Regions from separate parts of the Mus musculus genome. Here all the other regions are linked to region 3. A link is a loop called in an ENCODE intact Hi-C map of the cell type or tissue named here. Cell type or tissue: gastrocnemius. All regions are shown on one strand. Each heading gives the region's core, and the rest is flanking DNA. Links, peaks and the distances in the headings are about the cores only. Region 1 overlaps Ank1 (ankyrin 1, erythroid). Region 2 has its middle 24 kb from the start of Ank1. Region 3 overlaps Ank1 (ankyrin 1, erythroid). Region 4 holds the start of Ap3m2 (adaptor-related protein complex 3, mu 2 subunit). Region 5 overlaps Nkx6-3 (NK6 homeobox 3).

Region 1 (5,000 bases), core at 1-5,000, 80 kb after region 3:
TGCAGACAGAAATTCTTCCCTGGCTTAAAGTTGGTGCACATCTGTTTCTTTTTAGAGTGGACTCACTCCCCTCCACCTGGTGTCACAAGAAGGCCATGTTCCAGTGGCAGACGTGCTGATCAAACATGGCGTCACCGTGGATGCTACCACCCGGGTAAGGCATGAAACCCGTGCCTGTGTCTGTAATGGATGTCTCTCTCCCTTAGCTGCATTCCCCAACACGATCCACCCAGGCATACCACCCCCCACCCCAAACCTTAGAACATCACAGAGGCATACCCTCACACCTTGAAATTGTCTCCTTCATGGAGACAAACCCTTGAGGATCAACACTGATCTGCTTCCTCCTGAGTCTGGAGACACCAGCGTTCATGATCACTATACCTGGGAGTTTTTTTAGTCTGCTAGATCTTTGAGTCTGTCATAGGAACTTGGATATTAAGTCTGGTCTCACACATGTAGAACGCATGCGAGGGAAAACACCAGGATTTCTCTGGGTTGCTTGGAAGTGCAACCCCTTTTATGCCAAGACTGTGTTGGGTGGAGTTTGACTTTCTCTCAAACGTGCCGTGGCAAAGAGCCCTGTGTCGTGGCTTAAGGGTGAGTGTATGGCAAGCACATCTGTCCCCAGTGACAGGAAGGAGTCACAAAATGAGACATCCAGAATAAGAAGGTGGCAGTCCAGAGGGAGAACAGAGCACCTCCAGCTGGTGGGATAAGGAACTGCATGGAAAAGAAGTACTGGTTCCTTTTGTTTCGGGATACAGGGCTGAGGATGTAACTCATGTAGAGTTTGCCTAGCTGTGTACAAGGCCCTCAGTTCCGTCCCCAGTGCTGAAAAAGAAAAACAACCCCCAAGAAAGGAACAGAGTAACGCCAGCAGCACCATGCACACATGCACCCCAGTTCCAGAGATGCACTACTACGATGTTGTACTGAAGACACCCCAAGAACTGCCTACAGCTTCAGCCAAGATCTCTTTAAAGCCCAAGGGCGTCCTGGACCTAGTTCAGAATTTGGGGGGTTCTTCCTGAAAGGATCCCGTTCTAGAGGTTAGAGCTGCCTCATAGATTACGAAGCCATCCCAGGACACAAAGGTCTGACCCATAGGGTCTGTGTTAAGAAGGTCTCTGGAATCTTCAGCTGGCTCCCTAGGGTCATACATGACCAAAGAGGGCCTGGCTTATCAGCCATTTGGGCAGGACACCAAGTAATCCAAGGGAGCAGAGCAGAGTCTGAACACGGAGGACGTGGAGCTGGCATGTGAGAGACCTGGGTTCATCCCTACCAAAGATAAACAAACGAAAATCAATAGGAAATTAGCACTGAGCCCATAGTCACACAGACAACCATGACCCATCACTTTAGATCACGGTCAGTCCCTACAAACTCTAGTAACTCAGCCATCACTTGTATGCTTACAGTGAGGCTCCGCCCCTCTTGTAGATGAGACAAGTCTGCTGCTGTTGAATATTGGCACGGCAGTACATGGCTGTCTGTCCGTCTAGTGCTCCTCTGAGCATAGACCAGTGTGTTACCCTCTCCTTCTAAAAAGAATGCTTCTTAGATCCCAGTACAACTCTCTCCAATCCCAGCCTCTCTAAGAGCTGCGCCGGACGTCGGTCCCCACTCTGTCTTCTCTCTGCTTCACATCAACTGCCCTTGCTCATCTCCCAGGCTATCAACTTTCCACCCAGCCCCTTCTTCCAGGTTCACGTCAGCCTCCACTTGTCTGCCGCCAAATCCTGCCCCTTCTCTAAGCAGCATCGGTGACATGTCTCATGGTAGCCCTCGCCCTTCCCCGACGGCTTCCTCCCCTCCCTTAGATGGTTGCTTCTGTAAGGATTCCATTTAAGAATGGCTCTGATGGAGCCTTGCCACCTACACCCATTTCTTGCCTTTCAGATGGGTTACACCCCGCTCCATGTGGCCAGTCATTATGGAAACATCAAGCTGGTGAAGTTCTTGCTACAGCACCAGGCAGATGTCAATGCCAAGACCAAGGTACCTTACACCCCTGGGCACTCACTTAGGAATCAGCCAGAGCCACTCAAGACCCCACCTCAGTCCTAAGTTTTGAAAAAAGGAAATGGGGTGGGGGGGGGAGCAGGAGGGATAGTAGATGGACTTTGGAGTTTGCATGCAGTTCTTTCCAGCAACTCTTAACCAACCCTGTCAAATGCCTGCCTCCCTTCGTAGCTAGGATACAGCCCCTTGCACCAGGCAGCTCAACAAGGACACACAGACATTGTGACATTGCTCCTGAAGAATGGTGCTTCTCCAAATGAGGTCAGCTCGGTGAGTACCTACCCGGTCCCGTTTGAGACAGATCAAGGGGCAATGCCAAGACCAAGGTACCTTACACCCAGCTCCCAGGCTAACATCTCCTGGGCGCTCACTTAGGAATCAACCAGAGCAACTCTGAGGCCCTGCCTCAGTCCTGAGCTTTGAAAAAAGGAAACAGGGGGTAGGGACAACCTAACTACATAGGTTGTTGACAGTCTTGGGTCTGCACAGAGCTGTGTGCCTTGCATATTCCAGGCTTAGACACTGGAGTGATCGTAGAATAGTGTTCCCAGCACCATGCCTCCTCTCCTCTGGCTCGTACCTATTTCTGCTGACACACCCTCTGGTGTGTTTGAAGCTGCCTTCACTATGACAGGAGTAGGCAAATTTAAGTGCTTTGGGCCTGCCTCAAAGACACCCCTAGCAGCCTTGGTGATTTCAGGATGCATTTCCTGCTCTCCTTGCGGGGGTGTGTAGGGTTACCTTGCAAGGCTGTTCCCAGCTTGGAAGGCTGTAGAGCCTTGCCTGTAGAAGTGTTTGCTGAGGGTCTGCACAGGGCTGAAGCCACGTGGACTCCAGGTCACATTCTGCAAGCAGAGAAGGATTTCACAGAGAACAAAAGCTTCGGCACTGTGCAATTTTCCCTGAGCTCTTCTGCCAGCTGGATCCTGGGGTTTCCTTACTGGCTCCTCCCCGAAGTGCTTGCCTGCCCTGGGAGCGGGGGCAGGTGGCAGCGGGGAGGGTGCCTTGTTCTCATGCCAAGGCCATATACCCAACACCTAGGGCTTACAGTTTGTCCTATTCTCCTTCCTGCCTTGTCCCATCTCTGTGGCCCCAAGGATCACATACTTATGCATACCTCTTCTTGGCTCCAAGGGCCAGTCTGTCTTTGTGGGCGCTTGTGAAGAATCCAAGGGTACTGGATCTGTGCTCAGGAGACAGACTCTCCTCTCTGACTCTCTCTCTTGTCTCTCCTTTGTCCTAGAACGGAACCACACCTCTGGCAATAGCCAAACGTTTGGGCTACATCTCTGTAACAGACGTGCTCAAGGTGGTCACAGATGAAACCAGTGTGGTGGTAGGTCTCCACCCCCTACCCCAGCTGTGGCCATGGGCCCTGAGGGTTACTGCCCAAAGTCAATGCCTCCCGCCTGGTAGGCACTGTTTAGCTACAGGTGGGGCATACTGCCACCTAGTGACCAAAGAATTGAATGGGCGAGGAAACGGGAAGTCTGGGCATGAGCTTCCAGATCAAATGCCTCCTGGGCCTGGCTTTCTTTGGCAACATATCTTTTCTATCACCTTTCCTGGCTGCTCATTTGGGGCAGTAGCAGGACAGAAACAAGTGTGCCTGGCTCCTTATGGGTCCCAGCCCCCGCCCTTTCTCTTTTCAGTTAGTCAGTGACAAACACCGGATGAGCTACCCTGAGACGGTGGACGAGATCCTGGACGTGTCTGAAGATGAAGGTAAAATCTTTGTGGATGAACTCAGGCTCCATTCTCTCAAGCATCCCTCAGAGCCCCTCAAACCTATCTAGCCTAAACATACAAGTATACAATGTAGCTAGGGAGACCCACTTCTTACAGACATTGCCTATTGACAAAATAACTCCTTTCAGATGATCTCGAGTCTTCATGGGCAAGTTAGTTGGTAGGTTTGATACAATTGCATTTGATCAAGAGCTGGCAACAGCTGCAGCAACATCTGGCTGCTGTTCTCCTTGAGCTTCAGTAACTAATAAGGCAGGTTTTTAAGACTGAGAACGCATACTGGTCAGCTGCCCTTCTGACCTAGTGGGGCAGAAAGTTTGAAGTCTTCTCCATTACCATTGGGTGATGGGTGATTAAGGTTTCAACTTTGTGATCTCCAGAGTATCTTTCACCTCCTTTCTCCCCACTCCCAAGTAAGCCCCAAATCAAGGGAACCCAGGATAGCGAGGATGGGCTTGATCTGTGGCCCCCTCTGTCTAGAATTTGGTGGTGGTATGACGGTCAGCTAGACAGTTCTAATGCCCCCTTCTTAATAACGTGCCTCTCACTATACTGGGTCTGATGCTTCAACTTGGCTCTTCTTTGCCTTCCAGGAACTGCTCACATATCTATAATGGGTATGAAATGCTTTCTGTTCCCTGTGGTCTTTCTCACCAGAGCACATCCCACCATAAGCACACAAGTTCCTCACTAACCCATGCCTGCTTCTCATCCTCCGAGGCCCGGCCCCACGCAGGGCCCAGAGCTGACTAAAACAGGATCGCACACCATGAAACCACCCCTGTATCTGTGTTCATGCCTCTGTGTTTGTGCTCATCCTGCATGAACAGTTCTATGTCCATCTTGTTGGCTCCCGGTCACAGGGACAGGGCTGCAGATCACCAGGGCCAGGGCTCCGGATGCAGTGGGAGAGCCAGGACGGGGCCCAGGGCCCAAACCACTGCTCTTAGTCAGGCCAAGAAGGGAAGGAAGGGGTGTGCAGGTTGCCAATTTAGGTGCGACTACAAACAATAAATCCAGAAGGAGGAATTTACAAGGTATAGAAGTAGGAATGGAAATAAAGGGAGGAACAGATCTGAGTCCTGTGCTGTTTGCCTCTCTGTAATTGCAGATTGGAATGATCTATAACCTAGGCAGGGTGTGTAGTTCATGCTTCTGATCCCAGCATTCAGGAAGTAGAAACAGGAGATCTTTGAGTTCAAAGCTAGCCTGGTCTATAAAGA
Region 2 (6,460 bases), core at 711-5,710, 78 kb before region 3:
TGTTAGGTTATTACAAATGATACTGCTCTATTTAACCCTACTTGGATCCCCTGCTGCACAATTGTAGACATAACAGGTATATTTCTAAAAGCTTCAAACTCCAAGTAAGTTCTTGACATCTACAGCAGAGAGTGTTGAATGCTGGCTTTGAAGACTCAGGGTTGGGTTTGCCTCCTGAACTCCCAGCACAGCTGGAAGACACCCCTTGTCTATATTATTAGCCATCCAGAGTGCATGAACTCAGGAGTGTGAGAGACCTGCTTAGCTCACAGGCTACAAAGCTAAGTGTGCCCAGCAGAGGCTAATGGTGTGCAAGGAAGAGAGTCTCCTAAAGGGAAGACAGAACTAGGGGAGAGCTGCCATTTGACTGGCCTAAAATCTTCCAGTTTTACCTCACACAATCCATACTCCCTCTCTCAGACTCTCCCTACTCGGAGGTTATTTTGTATCTCTTATCATTTCTAACAGCATCATGGTTTGGTTTACATAGTTAGATCTTTAACACGGAAATTAATCTTGCTCATGATCTATGATGTGGCCAGCTTTACTTTTCCCATGCATATACACAGTTCCCAGAACATTTATTCATTTTTCACTGTGAAACATGTCCATATGTATCTTAGTCAATTTCTGGAATATCTAGTTTGTCATTGATCTATATGTGTACCTTGTCTTAAGTGTAGCTCTTAAATCTTCATATTACATCAAACAGGACTTCCTATTTTTCTTCTTCAGGGTGATAGATTCTTCTAGGTTTGCCATATATGCTCATCGTTTTATAATTAGCTTCTCAGACTGTTAGACGATCCTGTCGGGATTTTGTGATTACATTTATCCTAACAATAGTTTGATGACATTGTGACAGGATTGATTCTTCCACTCACTGAGAATGTTGGCCCTGAAGATAGCTTTGATTTTCACCACTATTTTTTGTCAACTTCTGTGTGGAATCTCTGAATCTTATCTTTTGTGGCATAACTGGGTTAGACCTTACTTAGCCCAGTGGTAAAAGAAGTGGTGGAGACAGGCCTGGCTCAGCTGTGTGAAAGAACCCATCTGGTTCCCAGCTTCCCAGGAGTTTGAGTTCAGCAATTTTTCTCCTGGCTTTTTTTCTCCTAGGATCTGTTGGTATAGCCAAAATACTGCTACTATTTTTCTAATTAAATTTTTAAATTTTTATTATTACATTTTATTTTTTCTCACTCCTCTGTCTATCTCTGTCTCTGTCTCTCTGTCACTGTCTCTCTGTCTCTCTGTGTGTGTGTGTGTGTGTACCTGCTAAGCCCTCTTGCCAACCTCCACTTTTCTAATTGTAAACCAGTAGTATATGGGAATACAATGTATGTGTGAAATATGATTATACACACATGCTCTGATGGCTAGTCTTGGAGGTCAACTTGACACACTCAGGAAGAAGGAGCCTTGGTTGAACAATTGCCTCTGTCAGATTGGCCTGTGGGCAAGCCTGTGCAGTTTTCTTGGTTGCTAACTGATGTAGCAGAGCCTAACCCACTGGGGACAGTGCCACCTCTGGGCATATGGGCCTGGGCTGTGTAAGAAAGAGCTGAATGGAATATTGTATTCTATGGTAGCACATGATAATCTCAGTGGTAGAAGATGAATGAAGTTGAAGCATCTCTACATCATACTGATGATTAATCTTAGCTATGGAGCAGTTAAAAATACATGTTCTAAGTTCTAGGGTAAATAGGTAAAATATAAATGAATGCAGACAGGGTACCTAATTTCCAAGTAATGGGGATATAAAATGATAAAATGTAACTATGAAGTCCAAAATAAGGAAACATGAGAGACCAAGCCAAGTAGTTGAAAATTCATAATAAGCATAGGTGTAAATACACCAATAATTAATTTATTTGTAAATGGACTAGAACTTCCGTTGAAAAGCTACAGGTAACTAGGGAAAGAAACCCTAAAAGAATACTAGATGCTGTTTGAAAACAAGGCAATAAAATCTTTTAAAAACTCCAAAATGTTGAGGAACAAAACTATATTGGAAGATTACTAATGAAGGGAATTTGACACAGCTACGTCAATCTGAGACAAGACAGTTTATGGCAAAGAAGCACTATTAAGATAAAGATACTACTTAATAATGGTAAAAGTTTTACTTTGTGAAGAAGATATGGAAATCTAAACTCATATAATTCTATTAACATAAGTCCAAAATATACTACACAAAATTACAAAGAAGTGTAGTGAAAGAAAAAAAATACCCATAGTCACAGTGATAGGTCGGTTTGTCTGTTTAGTGATTTTTAGTGGTTGCAGTTTAAGGTTCCTAGAATTCAAACCTAAGTTCAAAGCCCCGCCCCCACACATGTGCAACCTCTCTTCCTTGACACCTCCCACCATAACTGATGGATCTACAGCCAGCACAGACCATCACACTGAGTCTATGCCCTGTGCGGTTCACAGTTCATAACTGCGTGTATCCAGCGTTCTATCATACACACCAGTCTCAGCACCTCCCAGTGTCTTCTCCGCGCTAATTCCTAGTAGTCGCTCTTTTCTTCAGTAACCCCACAGTTGGTTTGTTTTTCTAGAAAGTCATCTACTTGGAATCTCATGTGGTCCTTTCAGGAGGATTTCTTTCAGGTACTATGTTCCTAACTCCTGTCATGACTTTTCATGGTTAGAGAGCCTTATTCTTTTAGGGAAAATGACCTTCCGCAGTCTGGATGCTCACAGTTTACCTGTCACACCTGGAGGAGGTAGGTGGCCCCTTGTTCCTCCCAGTGTTTACAGCTGACAGTAGTCTGGATGCTCACAGTTTACCTGTCACACCTGGAGGAGGTAGGTGGCCCTTGTTCCTCCCAGTGTTTACAGCTGCTCTAAAGATCCCTTTGCATGCTTTCATGGACATGCATTTTTAATCTTTGAGTCCATATCGAGGGGAGAAGCTGATGGTGTTTTATAGTAAGAGAACATATGAGCTTGATGTATTTCTGGGTCCTTACATCATATTGACTGCTTTTGTGGAAGATAAACTTGTAAGGAATTTGGAGGAGGCTGCCAAGCTGTTTTCTAAGCTGGCTGTGCTCCTGTGGTCCACATCCCCAGCAACACTTGTGTTGCCCAGACATAGTGAGTGTGCAGTGGTGCCTTGCTGTCCTAACTGGAGTCTCCAATGGCGGAGGCTATCTATGGTGTGCTCTTCCGTAGGATTATTGTATCTTCTGTGCCTTGCTGTCCTAACTGGAGTCTCCAATGGCAGAGGCTGTGATGCCCTCTTCCATAGGATTATTGCATCTTCTGTGATGCCTGTCTATGTCTCTTGCTCATATTAAAATTTGCTTTGTTGTTTGTATTTTGTTTGTTTTTTAATCAAGTTTTAAGCACCTTTTGCATACTTGATGCTCATAGATTACTTAAGGGTGACCGGCCCTTACCAGATATGTTTTGGTTGTTTGACTTCCTAAGACAAAGTCTGAAGTAGCACAGACATGCTGCATACTGGAGGCTACCCTGGGGTTCTTGGTCCTGATGTGCAGTAGGCACAGGCATGGTAAGTCTGTGTTGTTGTTGTTGTTGCTGCTGCTGACATCTTATTTACTGTTATGGGTGTTTTTGCCTGCATGTGCCTGTGTGTGCAGGGCCAGTGGAGACCAGATGAGGGCATCAGATCCTCTGAAACTAGAATTCCAAATGGTTGGTGCTGGGGAGAGAACGCGGGTGACTTCTGAGCCATGTCTCCTGCCCCTCCCATGCTCTCCTCGGATGTTGTCTCTAAGTCTGTGGCTTGTCCTCTTAGTCTCTCAATGCTGACTTGCAAAGGAAACACGTTTATTTTAATCAGGTCCATGATTATAAAAATATTTGTTATAAATAAAGTTATAAGGATAAAGGGCTTATGATTTCATGATTTCAGAGACTCCCACCATGATCATCTGGCCCTGTTTTGTTTTGTGTTTGTGGCAAGGTAGCAACTCACATCATTATGACAATTGTATGACGGGCTAAGGTTGCTCGCCTCATGGCAACTGGAAGCAAAGAAGGAAAGGAAGTGTCTGGGGCACCAACATTATCTTCAAAAGCCCCCACAGTGACCCAACTTCCTGGAAGTAGGCCCACCCTTTGAAGGTTTTGTTACCTCTCAGGATCACCTCAGGTTGACAGCTAAGACTTTAGCACATAGTCCTTCTGGAGGGAGGGCTCATATTACTTACTGCACTCTGCTGTGTCAAAATACTTGATGAAAGGGGAGCAAGGAAGGAACAGGTTCTGTCCGCTCAGTTGGGAGGCAGGGAACACATGATAATGAGCACCCCTAGCTGTGGCAGCTGTAAACAGCTGGTCACTGTGTCTGCAGCCAGGGAAGGACACTATACACAGTTCATTTCTCTCCCTTTTTAAGAAAAGTAATTGTTTTTATATAATATATTTTGATTATGAATTCCTTCCCTCATTTCCTCCCAGGTCCCTACCTACCTAACTTAATGCTCACATTCTCTCTCTCTCTCTCTCTCTCTCTCTCTCTCTCTCTCTCTCTCTCTCTTTCTTCTTCTTCTTCTTCTTCTTCTTCTTCTTCTTCTTCTTCTTCTTCTTCTTCTCCTCCTCCTCCTCCTCCTCCTCCTCCTCCTCTTCCTTCTCCTCCTCCTCCTCTCTCTCTCTCTTCTTCTTCTTCTTTTTCTTTCTTTCTCTCCCCCAACAAACAAACAAACAAACAAACTCACAGAAACAAATCTCAACATAAAAAGTCAAAACAAATAAGCAAAGGACTAATAGACAATGGCAAAACTAAATGAAATGAAACATGCAGCCTAGAAAAAAACCAAACCAAACCAAAACATGCCAACACAAAATGAATTCCTGAGCGTAGGGCCTGCCCCGGAGTGTGGATGATACACCCAGTTGAGACTCCATTGAACGAAGCTGGTTTTTCCGTTGCCAGCTGGTATCAGTATCAGATGGCTTCTTGGTTAGATGTAGGGTCCTGTACCCATTCCTCCTCTCAGTGCCGGAACCTCATCTAGCTTGAACCTCTCCAGGCCTTGTGCACGGTACCACGGTCTCTGTAAGTTCATGTGTGCACCAGTCCTGCTGTGTCTGGAAGACACTGTTTCCTTGGACTCCCCATCACCTCTGGCTCTTACAGTTTTTCTGCCTCCTCTTTCCCATAGATCCTGAGTCTACGGAGGAGTTTGATAGACATCCCACTTGGGACTGAGTGCTCCAAAGTGTCAGCTTCTTTGTGCACTGTTCAGTTACAGGTCTCTGCATGAAATTCCATCTATTGCAGAAGAAGCCCCTCTGAGGAGAGCCGAGTGAGGCATAGCCCCCCTTTTCCATCTTATGGATCAGATCACTTGTACCACGCCCGCCACTCCCCTCCAGATGACCCCCATCCACTATCCCAGCAGTGGTCCAGTGTAGTTTCCTGTTTCTGTCACTCCAGGCCAAGTACTCACGTCTGAAGATCTGGAGCGAGGTACTTCCAACAAGAGAAAACACGCAGCGTTTGTCTCTCTGGGTTTGGGTTGCCTCGCTCAATATGTTTTCCAGTTCCATTCATTTACCTGCAAAAGTCATGGTTTCATTTCTTAACACGGGAGTAGCATGGGCCACGTTTTCATTGTGTCCTCATCCGTTGAAGGACACTAGGTCGCTTCAATTTCCTAGCTACTGTGACTAGAGCAACAGTGAACATGGCTGATCTGTTGGAGTATGATGCAGGACACTTGGCATATGCCAAGGAGGGCTTGATCTGGGCAAATGGTAGATTTAGTATAGCTTTTTTGAGAATTCTCCACAGTGACTGTTGTAATGTTTCCCTGTTTATTTCTAGTTCGTTTAACTTGGGGTATTTCTGTCTTTTGGTTAGTTGGGCCAAGAGTCTGTCAATTTTGTTTGACTTCTCAAAAACAAACAAACAAACAAACAAACAAACAAACAAACAAACACAGCTCGTAGATCTGTTAATTCTTTGTACTGTTTTCTTTGTTTCTGCTTCATTGATTGAAGCTCTGGTTTTTCTTACTTCTTGCTGTTGGATGGATTTGGGTTTGGTTTGTTCCTGGTTTTCCAGTTTATCAGTTGCATTCCTAACCCTCTTGTCTGTGCTTTTTCTTAAGTTCTACTGTAGGAGCTTCAAGCTATTAGTTCTCCTCACAGGACTGCTTCCCACATGTCTCAGACATTTTTGCGGTAATGTGTTCTCATTTTCATTTAGTTCCAGGAAGTTTTAGAAAATGCTGTCTTGATTTCTCCTTTGACCCATTCAGTGTTTCGTAATGAGTTGTCTAATCTCCATGATCTTGCGTATTTACCAGAGGTGGTCAATTTTAAGGTTAGTGCATTGTGATCTGATGGGATACAAGGAGTGATTTCAGCCTTTTTGAATTTATAAATATTTATTTTGTGTCCCAGGATGTGATCTGTTTTAGAAAAGCTTCCATATGCTGCTGAGTAGAATGTATATGGTCTGGTGTTTGGATAT
Region 3 (5,000 bases), core at 1-5,000:
AGCATAGTCAGAACTTCTCTGGGCTTGCCTTGTGTCAGGAGCAAGTAGATACACAGCCTGCCCTCGCTCTTCAGGTGTGTGCACTATCATCATAACTGGCTTCTGGTTTTACTGTTGGGAGAAGGGAGATGCAGACAGGTTCAGAGTCTTAAGGAATTCAGTCAAGATCAAGCCAGAGTCTGGACCCTGCATCTTCGGTCGGTTGTTGCCTAGTTCCCTCATTTGTCTCTGCTGTGTTTTTGAGAGAGCATCTTGCCATGTTGCCTAAGCTGGACTTGAGATCCTGTTTCACCCCTCCCCTAAGTGCACCCCCACTCCTAACCTGTTCTTTCATGGAAAGAATGTATTCTCATGGAGACCCTCTTGGGACAGTTACCACCGAAGCATCTCACTTTCGAGTGAGGAATGTAACCCAAAGAGCAAGTTTAGGTGGCAGAGACCACGTAGCCGTTGGGCATGCTGATGGACTACATCCATCTCTGAAGGTGATGACATGGCTGTGATACATTCTACCTCTAGCACCCTGGTAAGAAAGCACCATCTACAAAAATCATTCTTCTGTGATTGATCTAAAGAGTTCTTCTGGGTTCTTGGTAGCAGGCCTGGCCTGGAACTGATATTCTGGCGCTCTGGGTGCTGGATTCTGCCTGTTCTTCTTTGGCTCTGACCCCTTTCCCTTCGTGCTATCATTTCATACTTGGGGCCTGTCCCTCAAGGTCCCTTTACCTGCTACAGCCTCCCAATCAAGATGGAGTGGGCTCCTAGGACTCTGGGCTCTAGCTCAGCTCCAGCCTCTGAAGATTGCAGCTGAGAATTAATTGCTATTCATTTTTATGTAGGTCACGTTTTCTTTAGAGGAAGTTGATGGGATTTCATTATCTGTGGAAAGCAGCCATACCAGAAAGAAGAATACTTTTGATTGATAATTTAGCTCAAGAATAGTGTCCCACTTTAACAAGTCTCTTGGGGAGCAGATGACCCCAGAGGGAACTATATGTATATCTAGTAGTCTGTGTATTTGGCAAAACTTTGTGTGTCCTAAAGAGAAGCAGGGCTGGGCCTGTCAGGACTTATAGATTTGATCTAGAAACTTGGGGCAGTATATAGTGGCCATCCCATCCTGACTAATAGCTTACCAAAGGAACATAGAGAACCCGGATGTTCCCCAGAGAGGCAGACCAGCTGAAAGTGCCTTAATTATATTCTTGTTAGCCCCAAACTAGATTGAACAAACAATTGTTTGTATTCACTGTAGGCAGGAGCAACATTCTGGACATTCCTGATGATGTTATCTGAGGAATACCTATACTCTGCTAGGAGACCTTCATTTATGAAATACGAACTTTTCTAAGGTTGGGCTGTGGCTCTGTGGATGAGATCTTTTCTAGAATTCAAAATGCCCAGATTAAACCCTAGCACTGCAAAAATCAGAAACAAAACCAGGAAGCACTCTGCCAACACAGAGTTCTTTAAAAAAAAAAAGAGAGAAAAAAACAGTAAGGAGAGAGTAGCCTCTTAAATCACAAGATTTCATAGTAAATTTATGCAGAGAATCAAAGAAAATCTGAGCATCACAAGAGTGCTGTACTCCAGAAAACTGTGACTGTCACATCGTAGGAGATTTGGACAGTAGAAAGCAAGCCTGCTGCTGGGGACTGGGACTCAGGAGGCAGAGCTTCTGGGGACAGACCCAACTTCACTCTCTGCTTGTGTTCCCTGGATCTGCCAGCAGCTGCCCCACTCCACCCCCACCCCCAGGCACCCTCAGTTTCACATCTGTGAAATGGGGGCAGTAACATCCCTTCTCTGTGCTGCAAGGACCAAGTGGCACCTCTAGCTCCCAGGAGCACAGGCGCGGTGCCAAGTGCTGCGGGGACCCTAGCTTTTGGTTTTGTTCCAACAGCCTGAGCCTCAAGAAGAAACATTAAATCGTTTTTTCTAGGAAATGCCAAAATTGAGGTTTTCCTTTGAAGCTTTGAGGAGGAAGCTTCTAAAAACCAACCATGTGTCCTTACAGGGCCCTGGTGTGTAAATAGCAGGGGGAAATGCCAGACAGCAGAGGGCTGTAAAATAAACAAGGCGTATTCCAGTGAGACTGGGGGAAGTCAGTGGCCCAGAAGGCACCAGGGGGCGCTCTGGAGCTGCAGGGAGGGGTTCTACACGATAAGGTCCAGCCTGCAGGGTCCTTCCCTCTGCCCGCATACTCATGCACAATCTGAAGATGCGTCCCCCGGTGTCCCTTTGGATCTTCCACGGAGAGGGTCTTCTTGGTTTCCTTGTCTAAGATGCAGTAGATGAGGCACTGTGGGAAATGGGACCTGCTTTGAGCTGTTCCCAGGCTTGCCCTCGCACTGGGAACTAGACTCCTCCAACTGACAGTCCCTGGTGAGGGAGAGCATTTCAGTACCGCTTATCCCTATAGCATCTCATCAGAAGAGCCACAGAGTGATCAAGTTCACTCTGAGGCCAGAAGAGCAGATGCACTCCCTCTGGTGGTGACCGTGCTTCTCCGGCAGAAAGGCTTTCTGGAGGATATGTCTGTTTCCCTGGTGGTTGGATGCCCCTGGGCTGCTGTTGAAGCCGAAGGATCTGGCAAGAGATAGAGGCTGGTGCCATAGAAGGAACCTGCAGTTTTCTCCACTCGCTGGCATACAGAGCGGGTGCTGGTGCTGACAGGATTTTCACAGCTGGTGGGAAGCCACAGTGCAAGAACAAATGAGGGAAAGCAGCTCGGAGAGGGAGAATGGTGTGTTAGAATCAACACAGCTGAGTAAGTGTGAGGTCTGGGTGAGAAAGGGCTGTCGGGAGTGGGCGGGGCCAAGAAGGGGTAGTAAGGGTATGGCAAATCGAAAGATAAGCCCCAAGGCCCTGTTTCCTCTCCCCTCGGGCACACTTTAACTGTAAGATAGAACTGGTAAATAACTCAGAAATGATCTTAGCACATCATTAATATAGACAAGTTGCACAAAAGCTGTGTGTGTGTGTGTGTGTGTGTGACCTTGTGTTTGAGAATAGTAATGGACATTATAAAATGGAGTCTGGAAAAATCATTTTTGCCATTTTAGTGATAGAAAATTAAATGTGTTAATTTATAATCCCACCTAGCCTAATTTTTCTTTTAAAGGCTGCTGTATTTATTTTAAAGCCTTGAACATAGAATACAAAGGAGGGTTCAAATCTCATTATTGCTTCTTTGATGCCTGAATCATTCATATCCTAGGATGACCCACTGTCAGTAAGCCCCAGGAAGGCCCAGGATACTTCCGGCCCTGCATCAGTGCATCTCAAAGATCTCGCATGCACCACCAAGGGATGGTAGAACAGAATTAGGAAGTTACAGGCAGAGAGCCTCCAGCCTTTCTAAGGCATCGACTCGAATCCTCTCCTGAGCCTGGGGTGCTCTTACTGATGCATAGAAAGAACAAGAAAGAAGGGGGAAGAGTCCAAGCCCTTAGGGAGCGCTCCGAAAACCTTCACATGTTTACTGAGCACGTGCTACGTGTGAGACATAGTTGTTGGTCTTGAGGACTGACACTGTGGCCAGGAACAAGACAGTGGTCAGAATTATTAGAAAGACAAGAGCGTCGATCAAGCAGTGAATTACGCAATCCATGTAGCAAAGACTGAACCTATTGACAGGAAGAAAATTAATATAGACGAGGCTGTAGGTTTTGTCAGGTAGATGAGAAAGGAACACACCTGGCTGGAGGCCGAGAGGGGAAAAGCTGTTTGAGAACAATATAGTTTACGTGAATACAGAGGTGTCCAAAGGATCACACGTTTATACAACACGAGGCCTGAACAAATACAGATTCAAATTCTTAGGTGTAGTGGCTGGAGAGATGGCTCAGTGGTTAAGAGCACTGGCTGCTCTTCCAGAGGTCCTGAGTTCAATTCCCAGCACCTACACAGTGGCTCACAACCACATCTAACTCCTGTTCCAGAGTATCAGATGCCCTCTTCTGGCCTCCACAGACACCAGGCACAGATGCACATGCAGGCAAAACATTGGTACACATGAAGTAAAAATTAAATTAAAAAAATCTCATGTGTGTCATAATTCCCATTTTCAAAAGTTATTTATTATTCATACATAAAGAAAAAAATGACTAAGAGAGTATGTTGAGTTGTGAGTGTCGATACTGTGATCCAGACATTGTGCGTGAGTTTTAGATTCTTCTTTTTCCATATGATCGTGCGGGCGTCCTGCCAAGCACTTTATAAGCCTGTGTGAGCAAGTCACAAGCCAACTGTGTGAAGGATAATGGCAGCCACATATTGTCTCAAGTGGGAAAACAGTAGAAGCAACCCATGAACTGCTTAGGGACACATATGTGAGTCCTACAGAGATGTGTGCTGTGGCCCCAGATGAACATGGGGAGAGAGAGAGAGAGAGAGAGAGAGAGAGAGAGAGAGAGAGAGAGAGAGAGCTGGGGAAGAGGCAGAAGGTGGTTTACTGATGTTCGTGATATTTCGGTCTTGAGCTGAGTGCACCGTGTTCTTCTTTACCTTTTTAATACATGCCTTGACTTACATCATGCATCTAAAGATACAAACAACTACATTAAAAGTGACATCAGTATAATGTTTGCTTCAGATGGAGGAGAGGCAGAGGACAGGAGAGCTGAGTAAAGTATGTCTGCTTTTTTCCTAAGCTTGGGTGCTATCTTTTTTCTGTTGCTTGTTAATTCTTACTCTCTTCCTTATCTTGACCAACCACAACTCTCCCCCCAGACTGTCCCTTCTAGCATTTCGAAGTAACTATATTTTTCTTTGGCTATTGGGTAGAGGGAAAGTTCTCCCATGTGTCGGTATGGAGACTTGTAGTGAGACTACAAAAACTGAACGGCTTTGTAGTCTGTAGTTCTTGTATCACCTCCAAAAAGATCACATGCTCTATGTGAGACACAAGACACCTGGGTAGAAGCCCAGTGCTCCTGTTACAACACATCCATGTTACCTCAACTGTTCCTCAGAGCAGTCTGGAGTGTTGTGTTAGC
Region 4 (6,460 bases), core at 633-5,632, 220 kb before region 3:
GTCATCCACAAAAACACCCTCAGGAAGCATACAAGTCACAAAACGAGATGGGAAAGCAAATGTCCCCATGACTTAAGGAAGTTTACCGTTTTGTGTTGGGCAACGTTCCTAGCTGTCCTGGGCCACATGTGGCCTGCAGGCCACCGGCCAGACATACCTGCTACTATTACATGAGCCCTAAGGATTCTTCCCTTGAATTCCCAATAATAACTAGCAGCCAATTTGTTTGTCTGTTGTAGATTTTCAGTTCTCTGTTATTATTGCCCGAGTTAGATCCACTTAAAACACTAGTTTCAGGCTTGTGAGATGGCTCAGCAGGTGAGGCTTGCTAACGATCCAAACAATGGGATTCAATTTCATTGGGACTCATAACATGAGAGAAGAGAAGTGACAACCTGTTGTTCACATGGGTGCACATAAATATACTTAATTTTCTTTTAAATCCGACTTTGCCAGGCACTTGGGAGCTAAGACAGGAGGATCACAAGTTTGAGACTAGCCTGGGTTACATAACATGATCCTGTCTCAAAAAAACAAACAAAACAAAACAAAACAAAAAAAATCTAGATGAAATAAACAAAGATGTTAGGCACTATTTAAATGGGTAGTGGGCATTTGAAAAGAGGCCGATAGTACTGACATATACTGTAAGATTAGAGACTGGACAGCTTCGGTTGGGAAAAAAGACTCAATTTTAAATATCTTACCACTTATTTAATACTGGTAATATGTTTGGGTCAAATGAAATATATTAAAATTTAACTTATCGTTAGCTTACCACGATTCCTATTCGAAACAGCATATGTGATGTGCTTTCTACTTCTCCTGAGCAGAGCCAGCCCCTGGAATCTTTGCCACTGTGATCTTTACTCATTCACTAAGGACCTATTCTCTGAATTATTTGTGCACAAAGCATTCCGCTGGATGCTTAAAAAAAAAATCTCTGGAGACACCCTAGTTTGTCTACAGTGACATCTCCAGGATGAGGCAGCTTTGCTGCACCCAGGGGTGGCCTAGAAGCGAACTGACTTGAGCTAGCACAACTGGTCACATTGCTAAGACCTGTTTTCCTAGTGCCCCAGGAGAGAGTCCAGATCGTCGGCTGCCAAGACAGCCATCGAGAGGTTGCAGCCCAGCAGCCTGCAAGCCTAGGGTATTGGAGGCCCTATGGGCCTTGGGGCTCCAGCCTGAAAACTGTCCAGAAGCAGGGACCCTGGTCCCAGAACTGTGCACCTGCGTTGCCATGGCAACGGCATTTGTAGCCCGGGACTCTTCCCGTACCTCTCTCCCAGGCGACGCCCAACGCAGCCCTTCCCATCCGCGCGCGCCCAGCCCAACCCTACCAGCTTCGACCAGGTCTCAGGCTCCGTTCCGGCTCCGCAGCGCAGTCGCGCTGCGCAGTGCTCCTTGCACGAAGGCTCCGCCCCCTCCTCACCGCTCTCACGTTGATTGGCCAGCCGCTCCCCGGCTGCCGCTCCTGCGCTCTGATTGATCGCCGTTCGCTTGCTAGGCTCTAGCATCCGATTGGTCTTTATTGAAGGTCCGGTAACCTTCAATTGGTGTAGCTCTGAGACTCCAAGCCCCGATTGGAGGATGAAGACAGTCGGTCATCCAGTCACAAAGGGCCTCCGGGGAGCTAGAAAGTGACCGGAAAGGTAAAATGATTCCCGGGATGCTTCTAATTTAATGCATCACAGATAACCAATCATAACTAACCTCCATTACACAGGTGCACTTAAAAAGCGACTGCTTGCCGGGCCTGTGGCGCAGGTCTTTAATCCCAGCACTCAGGAGACAAGCAGAAGTATCTCAGTGAGTTCGAGGCCAACCTTGTTGTCTACACAGGGAGTTCCAAGCCAGCGGGAAAGAACCGGGAAGAATAGAGGAAAGGAGGGGAGGGGAGAAGACAAGAGAGGAAAGGAAGGGAGAAAAGTAGAGACGTAGTGGGGAGGGGGGAGCAAGGCAGAGAAAGAGTGACAGACAGACAGATAAGACTGACTTCTCCTTCCAGACTCTCAGTTCCCAGATCCGATAATGAAGGTGTTGGGGCAGGTCTTTGAAACCACCTTAAATTTAAAGAGATCACAGGTTACTGTGACTCGGGAAAGTGTGAAGCAGAGATCCGATGGAAATTTTATCTTCAGTTAGATTAAAATGAGGCATTCGGTAAGATGAAGTGTGAAGGGGGTTGCAAAAACTGCTGGGCACACTGTAAGATGAAATGACAAACTGCGGTGATGACGGTCGTGCCAATCTAGATGAGTCTCCGAAAGGTCTCTGGCAGTACCTAAAAACAAGAGGCCCTACCTCAAATCAGATGGAAGGTGAGGAGTGATATTCTGACTCCTACAAGTGTTTCCATGCACAAATGCAAACGCGTACCTCATACATGCAAAAACGGGTGTGTGTGTGTGTGTGTGTTTATTTTCCCTTTCGTTTTGTTACTTGAGACAGTTTCGCTGAACAATTCTGGCTGGCCGGGAAGTCTCCAGATCGGGACAGCTTTGAACTGTTTCCCTCTGCCTCCCGCCTCCGGAGTGCTGGGATTAAAGGCTTGTGCTGCCCACCTGGTCGCTACTCACCCGGGGCCGGGCGCGCGCGGGGGAGGGGTGTGAGAAGAAATTTTAAAAATAATTTCAAAGCTTAAAAAAAAAAAAAAGAACGATTTGTGACATTGCCTCATACGTCCCGTTTGAAATTACAGAAGAAATAGTCATCAAATGAGAAGATTTCCGGAGGAAGAAAAGAGATTGGTCCAAAAAAAAAGAAGTTTTCAAATAACATACTTAGTTTCTAAGTAGTTATTTAGATAAAGATTACTCTCAGAAGCAAACCAAACCTCTGCTTTGCAAACATTTGTCTACTGTGTGCCAGACCCAGCTGCTTCCTGTTCATCAAATGTGGGTTTTTTTGTAGCTAGAAGTGAAGACCAGAAAAACTTCCTCTGTCAAGTCACCTCCTGGGTTTCCTTTTCTCTGCGTGGCTTACTTAGCATTGCCTGAGTGTTACAGGTGGCCTTTTTATCATTTGAGAATGAGTTTTCAAGTTTTGTTAAAAGTTGACTCAGTGAGATGTGACGCAGCTGCCCCAGAATTCCCTTCAGCATCTGCCTTTATTAAGTACAATGTAAGGAAGACCGTGACCACTCCCTCCCACAGACCAGACGCGGAAATGTGACTTTGTATAACTCGTCCTATGCTCCTCAGCACACAGACACCAGCCTATTTTTCTCTGCACACTGTTCCGCCTTCTCTCTCTTGATCTATTCTCTTAGGCTGTACTCCCCCCCACGCCCAGTTCCCCAGACAGATCTTGTAAGCTCCATCTGTCCTCATTCTAGGATTCCTCAGACAGCTTATAGGCGTGTGGACCTATAAGAACCTCCCAACTCCCAAATTCACGTGGCAGCCAAAGATTTTTTTTTTCTGGCGCTATAGATTTTTTTTTATTTTTTAAAAAGTTCCTTCATAGAATAGACAAAGTAAATATTGAGAATTTCATCAAAAATACAAGTTCTTTGAAAGTGCATAATCATTGAAAATAACCATCTGAAACACAAAACAAATCATCTTGATTGTTTACATAACCATTCTGTCTTTTCAGCCAAGAAAGCTCTAGCTGTTCAAATGTGAACGCCACTAGAAAAGCGACAATAGGGAGTCCCACGGAGCTTTTGCGCAGCGGCGGACTGGGCAGTGCGCTCTTGGCCACGGAAGGTGGCGCTGCTGAGCCTGCGGGGACAGGCTCTCTGGACCCAACCATCCTGGCTAAAAAAGAAACTTGCGGCTTCCACAGTGAATTCCCGGGGGTGACTCCTTTCTAGTCCACCGCAAAGGCGGGAAATAAAGCCGGCCCCCGCGGACAAAGCGGCGCCTCCACCCACGCAGCTGCGGGGAGTCGGGAGGGTAGGGGAGGAGGCGGAGGATGGTTGCCATGGCGACGAGCCAGCATCTGAAGCCGCTGAATGGACTCTTTGTTTTGAAGCCAGCTGACGGGTGGTGCGGTTTCTAAGGTGCAGGGGGAGGCGGGTCTCGCCGGAGTCACTCGGGTTGCGCTGCGGGGACCATCGGCTCCCACGCAGGCCTGCCCTGGGATGGCGCCGGACACCTGCTTCCTGTCCACATCGACTCCGCTAAGGACTGGGCGAGCAGGCTCAGGGAAGCCAAACAGAATCAGTTTGCCGGAAGAAAAACAGAAAGGGAGCTCCTTACAGAGACTAGAAGTGGCCAGCGCTGGCCTCTCCCTTGTGAAAGTTGGTCCCTGGGGCGAGCTGAAGGGGTAGAGATTTCCCTGAGTACTCAATAATCAGTATGTATGGTATGGGGTAGCGAGTGTGAGCGCTGGCGTGTGTATTTGCATTTCAGGAAGTGGTTGCTTAGGCAGCTGTGAGACTAGCGGTTGGGAAATGGAAACTCTCAGAGCAGCCTGTAGTTTTCAGTTTTGCCGTGTGTACTAAGCGCTATGTGTAAAGCAAAAGCAAAAGTTTAAACAAGTTTAAACAAGGAACGTCCGTGTGTTGGAATACCCTCTGTCTACCTAATGGGCTTTGGAACACTGGAGAGCACCCGAAACTTTATTTAATACTTGAATTTTAAAAAATATGCAGGCATAAACTGATACCACTAGCCTGCAGACAGGTCATCAGGCAAACGGAACAGCAAAACCTGCCGTCCTTCTCATCTTGTAGGATGCGGAAGGAGATCGTCATTATTGAAGAAGCTCATTGCATAATTCAGCCATAACAGCGTTCTTTCACCAAAGTTCTAAAGAAGATTTATAAGTAGGGAAGGTTTTTCTCAAAAGTTTGGGTCCATGGCTTCTTGGTTTAGGGCTTGTGGCCACACCTGTGAGGGAGTACGCTGAAGGAGCCTCTACTTTGGATATTTTCATCACGGGGAAGCGAAGACTGAGATAGGATGGGGGTCCGAGTTCCAACCCCCCTTCAAAAACACACGCTCAATTGGCTTGATTCCTTCAGCTATCTTTCAACAGCATCAGAGGCAGGGGGTCAAACCTTTTGGGATGTATATGCTCAGATCTAAACTATAATACTGCTATCTATTGTAAGATCAAAGTAGCCACGGGGACCCTCCCTAAATTAACCATATACAGACATCATATCAAGAGCAGTTTTTCTCGTAAAATGGTGTATTGTTAATGAAACAATTAACTTTTAAAGAATTTAAGAAAGAGAGAGATCTTGAGGTTGGGTGGGTAAGAAGATGGGGAAGATCTGGGAGGAGTTGGGGGAGGGGGAGCATATGATCAAAACGGAAAAAAAAATAAAAGTAATGATGTATTTTACTATCCATGGGTGTAGGTGCACACACATTCACAACACAGGTCGTGGTCTGAGGACAACGCTAAGGCGTCTGTTCTCTCCTGCCATCTCCTCAGATCTGGGAGGGAGACTCCAGTCCCCAGGGCTCCATACAAGCACCTCTACCCACTGAGCCACCTTGGTGGCCCAAATAAGAAACTTAGGAATTCCAATGTCACAGATGATCTCTCTACATAGACAAAAGGAACTTCCTCAGGGTAACAAAGGTGACCAATAGGAGGCAGAAGAGGCAAGCATGGGGAGGAGAGAGAGATTGGGTACAGTATATACATGAATTTTAAATTAGCTATTACTTAGTGATTGCGTGTTTCATCTATTTGAACACTTACCGTGTGCCTCACTGAGTCCCACATTAAGAATTTGATGGGGATTATTTCATCTATAAAACGTTCCCTATTTTACAAGGGAAGAAACAGTTATGCCCTAATTGCCCCAATTTCACACAGTTAAGGCAGCTACAGGGTAGATTTGAATTCATGCCTGAAAACCCAGACTTTATACAGGGAGGCCTCAAGTATCACAGAGCACATAACGGAGCTGAAACTGCCTTTGCCGAGGTGACCGAGGTGACTGCCACTGTTTTCCTTGACTTTCAGACAACTGGGGCTGGAGTTAAGCCTCTGTCCTTTTTGTCTTGCAGGGGACCGCAGTGCGATTCCCAGCACCTATGTGGTGGTTCACAATAGCCTGTAACTCCAGTTCTAAGGGCTCTGTCACCCTCTTCTGACTTCTGTTTGTTCCTGTATGCACACAGTGCAGTCAAGCACACGCATACACATAAAAATATTTTAAATAAAGGAAATTGTTGTGTTCACCTCTACAACATTTTGATGCCTCTGGAAAGCAGAGAAGGTTGGGCAGTGTGTTATCCAGACTGACAGTAGCCTGTGAGCCCAGGGTAGGAAAATAGATGTTGAGGGACTTGTACAAGTTACTACCTCCTCTCCTCCTCAGTCTAGAGCCTCTGCCCGGGAAAGAGCAGTAGTGGTTACTCTCCTGCACACCCAAGAAGAGTCTCGTCTGTGCCTGTGGGTATCACCTGCTTCTAAGAGTGAGAGGCTGTAGGTGTGCTTAGGCAGCAAGCCAGGTGACTTTGAAAGTTTGTTTCTTTAAGCTGGG
Region 5 (6,460 bases), core at 840-5,839, 130 kb after region 3:
AGGTACTGCATGCATGCTCACAGACACACATGCACTCTGTGACTAATAAAAATAAATTCTTTGTAAAATAAATAGATAAATAAATCAGTCTAAAAAAGAAGAAGAAGCAGAAACCATCATCCATAGACCAAATTGTTATCTTCAGTTACCTTCTTTTCTTCCACATCCCAGGTGTTTTGGGGTTAAGGGAAAGGGAACAGGCCTGTTGCTTACCACCATCACAACTTCTTCCCTGACAAGCACCTCAGGGTCTAATGGGTGAGCACAGATTTTGGCCACAGCTCTTGAGTGTGTCATTCCTATTAGAAGGACTTGGGTCCTGTGCCCAGTGATGGGTTTCAGATTAGGAATTCAAGCACACCGAGGTGCACTGTGCTTCTAAGCACGGGACTTATTAGGAGAGCTATTAACACCCTAGAAAGACAGCACAGTGAGAACCCTGAGCAGACTTCAGACCCACGAAGCTAAATCTGAGTCCTTAGATTTCAGGAGATAGAGGGCTCATGTTAGTGGTTCTCAACCTGTGGGTTTCAACTCTTGGGTGTGGGGGTATCAAACAACCCTTTCACAGGGGTCACCTAAGACCATCAGAAAACATAGATAATTGAGTTACGATTCACAACAGTAGCAAAGTTACAGTTAGATGAAATAGCAATGAAAATGATTTTTGTGGTTGGGGGGTCACCACAACACAAGGATCTGTATTTAAGGGGAACAGCATTAGGAAGGTTGAGACCCAGTGTCCCGTGCCACAGAGTTGATAAGTATTCCATAGTTTGTGCTTACAGGCAGGTTGTCTCTGATTCCTAGACAACAGGGGATGGAGCGAGGTTTAGCTCTTTAGTTGATGTATGTTCGTCATACCAAATGCACCAACCTGTAGCCCCTGACAGCTGAGGGTGTTTATAATCATCTTAGGGGGGACATGGGGGATATAGGCACACGGTCAGCTGTGTTGGGGTGCCAGCCATGTCTTCTGCTGCAGCTGGGAGAGCAAAGTGGCTGAACAGTTTTAGTTCCAACCTAGCACTCAGGTGAGGCCAGGTGAGGTTAGGTTAGCTGCCTGCGGTGTCTTGCCAGGTTCAGAATGGTCGTACCTGGATGGTCATAATCCAAACCCGAGACAAATTCTGAGCTTCCATTTCTGGAACCTGACTCTGTGCTCAGACCTTCCTCAGGGTTGACCCTGGAATTCCATAACCCTCCTAAGGGACAAGGGACAGGGAAGCCAGTGGACGGAGCTGCGCCACTCTCTGCACCCTTGGGTGAGCTGCTCCAACTTCCGTGACTCAGTTCACTCATCTGTCAATGGAATAATAATTATGTATGCATACTTTGTAATAAGATTGAACAAGATTAAAATAATGAACATGGCATGAGGGAGCAGGCCTTTAATCCCAGCACTCAAGAGGAAGAGACAGGTGAGGCCAAAGGCAGCCTGGTTGACTTAACAGTTCTAGGCTAGCCAGGCCTCCATCAAAAAGAGAGGCAAACGCTGAGATTCCACATCTGGAAGACAGTTAGACCATGTCAAAGAAAAAAGAAAAAGAAAAGAAATGAAATGAATGTAGCTGGCAGATACCAACAGGAAATACCATTCTTAAACACTGAGAGCCTTGCTTCCAACACATGTCTCCCACAAGATTGCTGGGTAGAAACTTGACTCCCACAGGACTAAGGAGTGAAGCCTTTGGGGAGGTGGTCCGCCCTGGAAAACTCCACCATCATGCACTAGGCTGGTGACCCTTAAAAGGAGTTCACCTCTTTTGGGTCCTTCTGTCTCTTCAAAGTGAGGACACAGTTCGAGTTACTTAGAATCAGAAATGAGTGCTGAACTGGGTGGTACCTTAGACTTAGTCTCCAAGTACTGGAATCACAGGGCTCAGGCTCATAGCAGGATGGATGTGTGAAAGACACAGGCCAGTGTGTGGCTCCCCACTTTGGCAAGTGGTAGCTGGAGCGTTGGGACCAAGTGCATTCATTTTTCTTTAAGGCTGGTACCCTGACTATAGCCTGAGGCTGGAAGACAAGTTCTGTGAGATGGATGGGATCCAGTGAACTGTGCTCTGAGTCCAGAAGGGCATGGGCACTTAATACCACACACCCTACTCTTCCTCTTCCGGTTCACACTAGTGGTCAAGGCTGGGACACATAGCTACTGGTTCCTTTACGTGCCCACACCCCCATGGGCCAGCTGCTGCCTGGGGGTGGGGGGTGGGGCGCGGGGTTCAGGTTCATGTCACTGAAAACTCTCTTGGAACTCTGGACTACAGCATCAACCGAAGCTTGCAGGGGCACCATCTTGGACATGGTGCTTTTATGGAAAGCGTGTGCCAGTAGGAGACCCTCCACTTACCATTTCCCCCCTCAACATTTGGAGTCCACAGGGTTACACCACTCGCCTGGTCCCCACAGGCTTCTGTGCCTGTGCCTGTGGCTCCAGGCTTTGCCTGGCATCAGCGGGTTGCAACAGGGCTTCCAGCTTGCTCCCTGAAATGCTGTGGAGTGGGCGTGGTGGTCTAGGGTGAAGACTCCCGCACCACCAGCAAAGGATGCTTGCATGGGTTCGGTGCCCTTCAGCCAGTCACCTTCCAGCTGCTGCGGATGGCTGGCGTTGCTATCCTCCAGATGAAGATGCTGAGGCAGAAGTGTGCGCCGCGTACTCCGGACACATGAGCTCACATTCATCCTGCTCTCTGAATGTCGTGCTCACCTCCCACTGTATTGCTGGTGAACTCCCGCTGGTATACTCCTGGAGCGTTTGTTAGATATTTGTGATGTACCCTGTGCTTCCCTTATCTTACTTCACTATCAAGATATCCTCAGGGCTGGGTGATTCTTCTCACCTTCTTTAGGACTTATTTGGTAGTGAATAAGAAACCAGAGAAGCCATGCAGTTTGCTGAGCAACCTCCTGCTCAATCCGGGCTGACTCTGGAGCTCCCAATTTTAACTATAATACACAAATAATAATACAATACAATACAATAAAAATAAACAATAAATAAAATAAAACACAATAATAAAAATATAGGAAAAAAAGGAAAATTTAGATTAAAAAAAAACCTTTAAGAATGACATGGTAGCAGACAGCTATTATCTCAGCTCTTGAGAGGCTGAGGCAGGAGAGTATGCACTTGAGACCAACCTAAATTGTGAGTACTGTTCCATCTCTGTCAGGATCGAGGTTCTTGCGCTTGCCAGATGAGAAATTCAGAAGTAACTTTTCTGTGAAGAGTAAGAATACTGTGCACAAAGTAAAGAAGAAACCAATTATGTGACTACCTTTGTGTAATAAAATGTTATCTAAAGTTAAAAAAAAAAAAGGAACAGGCCAAGCTATAGGGTAAGCTATTGTATAAAACAAAACAAATTATAAATTAAAAAAATAATAACAGTTGATGAAAAATCAGGGCTGGGACACAGCTCTGTGCTGGAGGACGTGCACGGCATTCTGCCCTGGGTTCTGTCCTCAGCACCAAAACCAAGTAAATAAAACAAGACTGAAAGAATAACAACACTGCAGGATGGAGAGGACCACCTGAGCATGTGTGTGTGTGTGTGTGTGTGTGTGTGTGTGTGTGTGTGTGTGTGTGTATGTGTGTGTACATGTGTGTGCATGTGAGAATGTGTATGTATGTTATATGTGTGTGCATGTGCGTACGTGTATTTGTGTATGCACGTGTTTGTGTGCACGAGTGGCTCTGCAGTTGGAACTGCTGACATCATCTAGGAACAACCTACCCAGCCTCAAAGGTGCTCTGAATCTCAAAGAAGGAGGACGGAAGGGAATTCTGGGTCTCAGTGCCCTGAGGCATGTCTTAAAGTGACAGAAGGACCCAGAATCAGAGGTGTAAAGTAACACAGTTGATCCTGGCAAGGCTTGTTAGGAGTGTTCAGTGAGCTAATGTCACTCACTGCCCATGGACTGTCATGCCCATCAGGAATAGCCTCTGGGTCTGTACGCACACTATGCTAACCAGTGTCACCACGTCGCACAGTAGAGCTAGAAACAGAAAGCTCCATTCTTGTCTGAGAGTTGATGCCCTGTTTTCCTCACCGGCCGCTGTGATCGACACTTGGCTTTCTGCGTCTGAGCTTGGTGGTCTTCAACTCCTCGGATAAGGGAGATTGCGCAGATCTGTTTTTCCATTCTCTGTTTATATGCATAGCATGTGCTCCAGTTCCACCCCTACTATCCAAAAGGAGGATGTCCTTTCTCATTTAAAACCTGTCCTTTCATTTATTTATTTGTGTATGGGGCAGGGGCGGTTCATGAAGGTCAGAGAACTTTCAGGAGTTGACTCTCCCTCCACTGTTTAAGTCCTGGGGATCCAAGGTAGGTCTGCAGCCTTAGCAAGAGCTTTCACCTGCTGAGGCGAGTCTCTTGGGGCTCAGGCTCCCCTTCCCATGGGTGAGTAGGATTCCCTCCTGTGCATATCCCCTGACTTTAAGGATTCTGCTGCGGATGCTGCCACACCTCAGCTATTGTGAACAGCCGGGTGTAGAAACCCAGTGTCTCTTCTGAAGATGATTTCAGGGCTTTTGAATAAGAATCCAGGTTGGCTGGATCGAGTTCTGTCTGGTTTGGGGAACTCCAGTCTCGAGTTGCCTAAGGGTTGTGCCGATTTGCTTCCCCCTAACAGTGGACAAGACTCCTGCTTAGTCACACCCATACCAAACAGTGTGAAGATGACATCGTGGTCTTAATTCACATTCCCCGGGACTGGGGATGGGACTCAGTGGTAGAATGAGTGTCTAGCATGCACAAGGCTCTGGTTTGTTATTTTGGTTTGGTTTGGGTTTTGTTTTATTTTTTGGTTTGGTTTGGTGTTTTGTTTTGTTTTGTTTTGTTTTGTTTTTTGAGACAGAGTTTCTGTGTGAAGCCCTGGCTGACCTGAAACTCATTCTGTAGACCAGGCTGGCCTTGAACTCAGAGATCTGCCTACCCTGGCCTCCAAGTGCTGACATTAAAGGTGTGCGCCGCCATCACCCAGCCAAGTCTCCTAAATTTTAACTGAGTTGTTTGTTGGCCAGCTATTTGAGTTGAGTCCCTTATACAGTCTGGATGCTATCCCTTTTTGAATATATAGCTCGAACATATTTTCCCACAGAGACGGAGCAAAGGAAAGTAGCAAGCTTTGGCATTCATTACGATGAGCAGGTTTACAAGGGAAATGTTCGTTTATACAGGAATGAGAATGAAAAGCTATCTCAGAGCTAACACTACTGACTCTGGGAACCTGCTTGCCCTCCCTCTTTTCCGAAGAGTGCATCACTTTCTCTTCTCCCTTGAGAAGCAAGCACAATATCAGCTTAGGAACCAAGTCCTGTTTGCTAAAGGCAAAACTGTCTTAACTAAAAACCTGCCACATTCCAGGTTCTGTAAAACTCGCTCAGCTTCGGGCGTTGAGGGGGAAATCTCCCTTGGGGTGGAGATTTAAAAAAAGAAAAAAAAAGGCCACCCTGAGATGGTCACAAGATAAGGCCACCCTGAGATGGTCACAAGATAAGGCCACCCTGAGATGGTCACAAGATTAAGACAACGCCTAAACCCATAGGAACCATGATGTATTTCTGGTGTTTTCTCAGCGCTGAGGAGGAAGCCGTTGTCCTCCCTTAGTATGTTTGGGACCATATTCAGTTCCAATGCTCAGTGTGTCCGTTCTCATCTCTCTATGATGCTGTTTTAATTGCTGCTGCAGTAGAGTGCAGCCTCAAGTGAGGGAATGTCTGAGGGCCCAGGCTTACTTCATCTTCTGCTGTGCTTGCCTTTGCTATTTTGGCTTCTCCTTCTTCTTTTAAAAAAAAAATGGTTTCATATAAATTTCAGGGTTTTTTTTCTAACTCACATGAGAAGGGACATTGGAATTTTGACAGGAATTACATCCCTGTGCATCATGGACAGGAGGACACCAGGCCAGAGGTCCCCGGTGATCACACTTCATAGCGTATGCACAATCGGTTTTCCCAGCTTTGTGCCTTCTATAGACTCCTTGGACAGAGCAGGGACACCCAGCCAGATGTCTTCAGCTGGCTTCCTCAGCTCGCCAAGGGTTCCTAGAACTCCTTGGGTGCAGATGATAACACACTGGAAAGAACCAGCTAGCCAGTGCCCCAGGACACACAGAATGGACAGAGGGGACAAACAGTGACTTTTAAAGCCCAGCTTGACTGAGACATAAAGTTTGTCTATCCCAACACCCTTGGGGTTGTTCTCAAATGGCCTGGATTGAATTCTGTTCCTGTAGCCAGGTGACACGAATACCCAAAGGCAGAGAAAGGCCACAAGGAGGCTGTTGTCCTGTCTGAGGAGGGATAGAGGCAGGCACCAACCTTCCATTGTGATGTGAGGAGGGTCTCACTTCAGAAAACCCACTCTGGCTCCCAGGCTTCAACATGTTGCTTTCTTTTAAAGAAAATTATTTTGAGTGTATGGGCATTTTGCCTGCACGCGAATC

Evidence for each region. Peaks named below come from ENCODE experiments on the same cell type or tissue, not always from the same donor. Only the 100,000 strongest peaks of a DNase experiment are listed, where the experiment ranks them.
Region 1: a loop joins it to region 3, with 7 times the contacts of the local background. A loop is called at or near these places in 25 of 42 quality-filtered maps.
Region 2: it touches region 3 in a loop (2.1-fold over the local background); 3 of 42 quality-filtered maps call a loop at or near these places.
Region 4: it touches region 3 in a loop (2.1-fold over the local background); 6 of 42 quality-filtered maps call a loop at or near these places.
Region 5: a loop joins it to region 3, with 2.5 times the contacts of the local background. A loop is called at or near these places in 12 of 42 quality-filtered maps.

Annotation. Positions count from the first base shown.
Region 1 is chr8:23,105,977-23,110,976 of GRCm38, forward strand. Ank1 (ankyrin 1, erythroid) reads left to right here. Exons shown (of 44, transcript NM_001110783.3): 18 at 56-154; 19 at 1,906-2,004; 20 at 2,200-2,298; 21 at 3,272-3,364; 22 at 3,681-3,753; 23 at 4,371-4,394. Among named protein-coding and RNA genes, the nearest start is that of Mir486, 34 kb to the right of the region's middle. In gastrocnemius, for the core only: a CTCF peak has its summit at 702; DNase peaks (open chromatin) are centred at 3,014 and 3,456.
Region 2 is chr8:22,947,316-22,953,775 of GRCm38, forward strand. No RefSeq gene overlaps it. Among named protein-coding and RNA genes, the nearest start is that of Ank1, 24 kb to the right of the region's middle. In gastrocnemius, for the core only: a CTCF peak has its summit at 3,633 (motif pointing right); no DNase peak of the experiment used is centred there.
Region 3 is chr8:23,025,959-23,030,958 of GRCm38, forward strand. The region is part of intron 1 of Ank1 (ankyrin 1, erythroid); the gene reads left to right. Among named protein-coding and RNA genes, the nearest start is that of Gm51563, 8.6 kb to the right of the region's middle. In gastrocnemius, for the core only: CTCF peaks have their summits at 2,114 (motif pointing right) and 2,510 (motif pointing left); DNase peaks (open chromatin) are centred at 1,872, 2,136, 2,469, 2,777 and 1 more place; H3K4me3 peaks cover 1,006 bases; H3K27ac peaks cover 1,051 bases.
Region 4 is chr8:22,804,233-22,810,692 of GRCm38, forward strand. It overlaps Ap3m2 (adaptor-related protein complex 3, mu 2 subunit), which reads right to left and starts at 1,422. Exons shown (of 9, transcript NM_029505.3): 1 at 1,344-1,422. In gastrocnemius, for the core only: a CTCF peak has its summit at 3,715; DNase peaks (open chromatin) are centred at 1,429, 2,554, 3,232, 3,782 and 1 more place; H3K4me3 peaks cover 4,376 bases; H3K27ac peaks cover 4,036 bases.
Region 5 is chr8:23,158,834-23,165,293 of GRCm38, forward strand. Nkx6-3 (NK6 homeobox 3) reads left to right here. Exons shown (of 3, transcript NM_029002.2): 3 at 1-115. It overlaps Gm30306 (a long non-coding RNA gene), which reads right to left. Exons shown (of 3, transcript XR_378803.4): 3 at 5,908-6,460. Among named protein-coding and RNA genes, the nearest start is that of Gm30247, 6.3 kb to the right of the region's middle. In gastrocnemius, for the core only: no CTCF peak of the experiment used is centred there; no DNase peak of the experiment used is centred there.